Regions from separate parts of the Mus musculus genome. Here region 2 is linked to region 1. Evidence: chromatin loops called from intact Hi-C (ENCODE). Cell type or tissue: left cerebral cortex. All regions are shown on one strand.

Region 1 (2,500 bases):
CTGTGTAGAAAGGTGAAAGTGAAGTTTACATAAAGCAATGTAACTAAAAAAGGAGAAACATTGTTTCCCTGGAAACACATACACACAGTTTTTTTTTTTTGTTTTGTTTTAAGACAAGGTGCTCTGGAGCAGGCTGGCCTTAACCCCTGCTGCCTCCAGAGTGCCAGGGTCCCAAACAAGGCAAATAACTTCTATACACAGAGCTGATCTGGACTTTCTTGGCCAGTGCACAGCCTCTATCCGGCTGTGGTAAATACAGAAAGCAAATGCTCAGGACACAGGGTGGCGTCCTTGGATTTTATTGTCATGCTAGGGACTGCCTTATCTTGTCCCCAGTCCCTAACAGGTGTATTCCACCCCCTTCTCCCCCCTCCCCGCCAGCCTAGCCTGCCTTTAGCTACTTTCTGCAAGTGTCTTAAGCAAAAACTCAAATAAGTTAAATAAGAAGTCAGGAGTTAGGAGTCAGGGCTGGGCAGCTGGTGTCACTGCCTTCCTTGAGAGAATGATTTATGATTTTCCATGTCCACAGCTGAGAATATTTGATGAATGTAAAAAACAAAACAGAAACAAGCAACCAAACAAACCAAATTTTTAGCCTTTTAGTTTCTTTTTGTTTTTGTTTTTTTTTTTATTCTTCTTCTTCTTTTTTTTTTTTGATAGAATTCTTTTTTTTTTTAATTAGGTATTTTCCTCGTTTACATTTTCAATGCTATCCCAAAGGTCCCCCATACCCACCCCCCTAATCCCCTACCCACCCACTCCCCCCTTTTGGCCCTGGCGTTCCCCTGTACTGGGGCATATAAAATTTGCAAGTCCAATGGGCCTCTCTTTGCAGTGATGGCCGACTAGGCCATCTTTTGATACATATGCAGCTAAAGACAAGAGCTCCCGGGTACTGGTTAGTTCATATTGTTGTTCCACCTATAGGGTTGCAGTTCCCTTTCTCTTGTGAGACTATGCCGGGGCCTAGCAAACACAGAAGTGGATGATCACAGTCAGCTATTGGATGGGTCACACGGCCCCCAATGGAGGAGCTAGAGAAATTAGCCTTTTAGTTTCTTAGCCTTTTAGTTTCTTACAGATCTGAGGCAAGCCGGACGTTTGGGTAACACTAGCATCAGTAGATACAGTTTCCCGGTACTAACAGGACAGAACCAACAGTCTTTTCTCCCCTGCCACCAGGCACCAATAGTTTAAGTACTTGATGATCTATCTCTAAACAAGCCAGAGATCAGTCCCTCTCTGCGCTCTAGCAAGGAACATTGGAACCACGAGGATTTCTATAGCTGGACATTGCTACCCCCTACTGGCCAGAACTGGTGACAACCAGGTGATCATTTGCTAACTTTCTCAACCTTTTTAAGTGCTACACCCTCCTGTAGCCCCACTAATCAATTTCCTAGTGTGTTTTCTTCAGGAGGGAGGAGGGGGACAGAGAAAATGATGGAACAGCACAGCCTAGCCTAGCCTAGCCTAGCCTAGCCTAGAATAGAATAGAATAGAATAGAATAGAATGAAATGGAATAGACTAGCCTAGCCTAGAATAGAATAGAATGGAATAGAATAGAATAGCATAGCATGGCATGGCATAGCACAGCACAGCACAGCACAGACTAGACTAGCATAGCATGGAATGGAATGGACTAGACTAGACTAGAATAGCTTAACATAGCATAGCATAGCATGACATGGAACGGTATGGATAGAATTTAAAAAGATCAGAACAGAATAAACTAGCTTAGCATAGCATGGCATAGAATAGAATGGGATAGACTAGAATAGCATGGCATAGCATAGCATGGCATGGCCTAGCATGGAATGGAATGGATAGATTAGACTAGACTAGACTAGCTTAGCATAACATAGCTTGGAATGGAATGGAATGGAATGGAATGGAATGGAATGGAAGAATAGATTACCTTGTATTTCTGCCTTCCCTTCTCTTCAGCTCCTCCCTCGCATGAGACTGCTTAAGTATTGATTCATTTTGTTATGTGGTAAGAATGGAAGGACAAGGCTTTTAAATTTTGAGCTTAACCAGACTAACATAGTGTAAAATACAGTAGATGTTTGTTAAGCCACCAGAAGGCAGGCGGACAGAGACAGCTGCGAAGACTTAGGAGGAAGCAGAGAAGAGGAAGCTACTCCTACTTAGGAAGTTCCTTACTTAATGGATGAGGTTCCTTGATGAAATTCATATGACTCTTAGGAGGTACAGGTAAATAGGTATCCAAGTTCATATAAGTTGCCATTGTCTTAAGCACTTTATAGATATTCCTTTCTTAGAAATATTTTTTACCTTAATTTTCATTTTGTGTGTATGGGTTTTCAGCATATATGTCTGTGCTCCACTTGCATGCAGTGGCCACAGAAGCTGGAAAAGGACATCGGATCGCCTGGGACTGGAGTGACAGACGATTGTGAACTGCCATGTGGGTGCTGGGACTTGAGCCAAGGTCTCCAGAAAAGCATCCGGTGCTCTTAACTGCTGAACTGTGTC
Region 2 (2,500 bases), 61 kb before region 1:
TGGAAATATTGCAGTTGTATTAGGCCAGACAGAAAACCAGGAGTCATCACCCCAACAACATACTATAGTTACAAGGAAGGCCATAGTTATAGCACATATCTTTATAACATATAAGTATTACTTAACATTGCAATTACAATTTAATCTCTCCACATTTTTTTTTAAGGGATGAGCAGAAGAAAAGAGATATATTCTATGTGGCCACATGGGAAAGAGAAACAAAGAGTCCAATGACCCTAAGTCTCATCTTCTCTCTTCCCTTTCAGGAGATAAAAGCACTGTGTTGAAGAGGACAAAATGGAAAGGCGGGAGCACACCTGCCGGAGGGAGCACCGTCCATGCCCGGGATGGGAGGAGCCTGAACGTGGAGTTCCCACCCCCTTCTCTGCTGGCCCAGCAGATGGAGGAAGCTGTGCAGCTTAGTGCTTACATTTATTGGAGAGTGTCGCCGCAGTGGTGGCGTTCAGCACAGTCAGAGCATAGTGTGGCGGCAAGGAGCCTTTGCATATTGCAGTTATAAAGGCGTCTCTCGAGGTCACAAGGCCCAGTCTTCCACAGAGAGCAGCCATGGTCAGTTCAGCCTTCAAAATGTTCTCGGTGGCAGCCTCATCTGTGCTGGAAGACAAGCGCTCTGTTTAGCTTTCCGCTTACTTCAGTTACGCTTTACAACAAGATTCAGCGTATGCACTCAGGGAGGTTTCAAGAAAAGCTAGACCCAATGCACTTAGGATGGAAGTTTAATCAAGTAATCAAATATCTAAAGCCTGACCTATAACATGTAATACAATTCATGGATGGAATAAAGATTAAACTAAAAATATCAAGCATTCTCTGTGTTTCCCGAGACAGGGTGTTTATTCAGGCTGGCCTCAAACTCATTCCAATCCATCTTCACCAACCTCCCAAGTGCTGGGTTAGAGGCAGGAACCACACCTGGCATCAAGCATCTTAAAGTCAGCTAATTCTGGGGAGAAATAGCAAGCAAATGATCATCAGTGCTAGGCAGTGGCAAGCCTTGACATGACACAGCGCTCCATAGTTTGAAAGCTGTATCTCTGATGAAAGCATCATGACTACTCTGGTGGGAGTGCGGAGCAAACTCAGGCTCGGGGGTGGGTGTGGGGAGAGACACGATGTTCTTACAGAAAGCAGGAGACGGCAATGCTAATCACCCCAGCTTCTCACGACAGTGTGCACACAAGTTATCATACTGCACATGGAATTGAAAAAGAACGTCAAAGTTCTACTCACACAGAAAACTGGGCATAGGAAATAAATGCCTGGGACACGGGGAAGTTACTGTAGCGTCGGCTTTAACTGCAATGACACAATGTAAAGCTTACAGACTCAGACGTAGTACCTGGCGTCGAGGAGGAGCGAGAGCGCAGCGAGAAGGCCACACCAGCAAGCGCTCACCATCTCTTCCCAAACAGCTCTGCTCACTGCTAAAAAAATAACAGTTAACCAGGTGACACCATTACAGCAAGCTGGCAGTCTATGAGTCAATAACTCAGTTATTAGGTATCACACACTAATATGTACAATACCCAGATAATGAAAATGCAGAAGCTGTGATAGTTCCATAATAAAAAAAAAAAAAAGTCTTGAAGTTGTTTTAAAACATGAGAGTTAAAACATGATAGTCCACTATGCAGTTAAGAAATATCTTTTTAAAGGTACATAATGCCAGTTCCATTTCCTTCAGTAGCCAAACTGTCTACCTGTGTGATCAAGTAGAAATTAATGTGGACTAGAGTCTAAAGGTTTGCTCAGCTAGAACACCATTATATATGTTGAGAATGAAGCGTAAGTAAATACACTGAATCAAATCGCACTGGGCACCTCACAGTGGAGATGAGATTTACAAATCTGTAAAGTTAGAACTGACCTTGCAGAAATGATCTACAAGCAGAGAACCTGGGGTGACTTCGTGGCCTTTAGTACAAGGAAGCAGACATTTCAAATCCAGACACGTGACAGGTGTCCTTGTCAGTCTCGGCTCTATCTACCTGGGCTTCCTGGAAAACTCATCAACACCTGGACTGGACTGGAAACATGAGCTCACTGAGAGCATCTTGTGTTGAGTTGTAAGGGGACGGAGGGACACGAGACATGTCAAAAGAACACTATCGGGCCTGAAAAGAGCACCACACTAAAAAAGCACAGCCAGTGCGTATACTTCAATAAAAATCCAAGTATATTCAAAAGTGAACATCTCCAAAACCTGGCATTTTTGCTTCCTCACATACTGATACATCAAACTAGTAGCCAGTTAAACATAGGAATAACCTGTGTTAATCTTAGAGTGAATAAACTACCTCGGGATACATCCTTCTAACAAGGTCAAGGTCATATAGAACAAGAGCTGAAGAACTGTGCTCCACATTGTAGGAAAATATCCTCACACAGCAGTATATTCAAAAACAAGGACCACAAGGAGAAACACTGGGACAAATGGTAAATACGAATAAGACCTAGGTTAATATTAAATCCTAGATTG

Evidence for each region. A loop is a pair of places that touch in the nucleus more often than their neighbours do. Peaks named below come from ENCODE experiments on the same cell type or tissue, not always from the same donor. Only the 100,000 strongest peaks of a DNase experiment are listed, where the experiment ranks them.
Region 2: a loop joins it to region 1, with 2.9 times the contacts of the local background. A loop is called at or near these places in 16 of 42 quality-filtered maps.

The regions. Positions count from the first base shown.
Region 1 is chr10:123,090,665-123,093,164 of GRCm38, forward strand. No RefSeq gene overlaps it. Among named protein-coding and RNA genes, the nearest start is that of Mon2, 15 kb to the left of the region's middle. In left cerebral cortex, a CTCF peak has its summit at 1,308 (motif pointing left); a DNase peak (open chromatin) is centred at 1,298.
Region 2 is chr10:123,029,680-123,032,179 of GRCm38, forward strand. It overlaps Mon2 (MON2 homolog, regulator of endosome to Golgi trafficking), which reads right to left. Exons shown (of 36, transcript NM_001163024.1): 13 at 1,361-1,442; 14 at 431-615. Among named protein-coding and RNA genes, the nearest start is that of Mirlet7i, 45 kb to the left of the region's middle. In left cerebral cortex, no CTCF peak of the experiment used is centred here; a DNase peak (open chromatin) is centred at 1,112.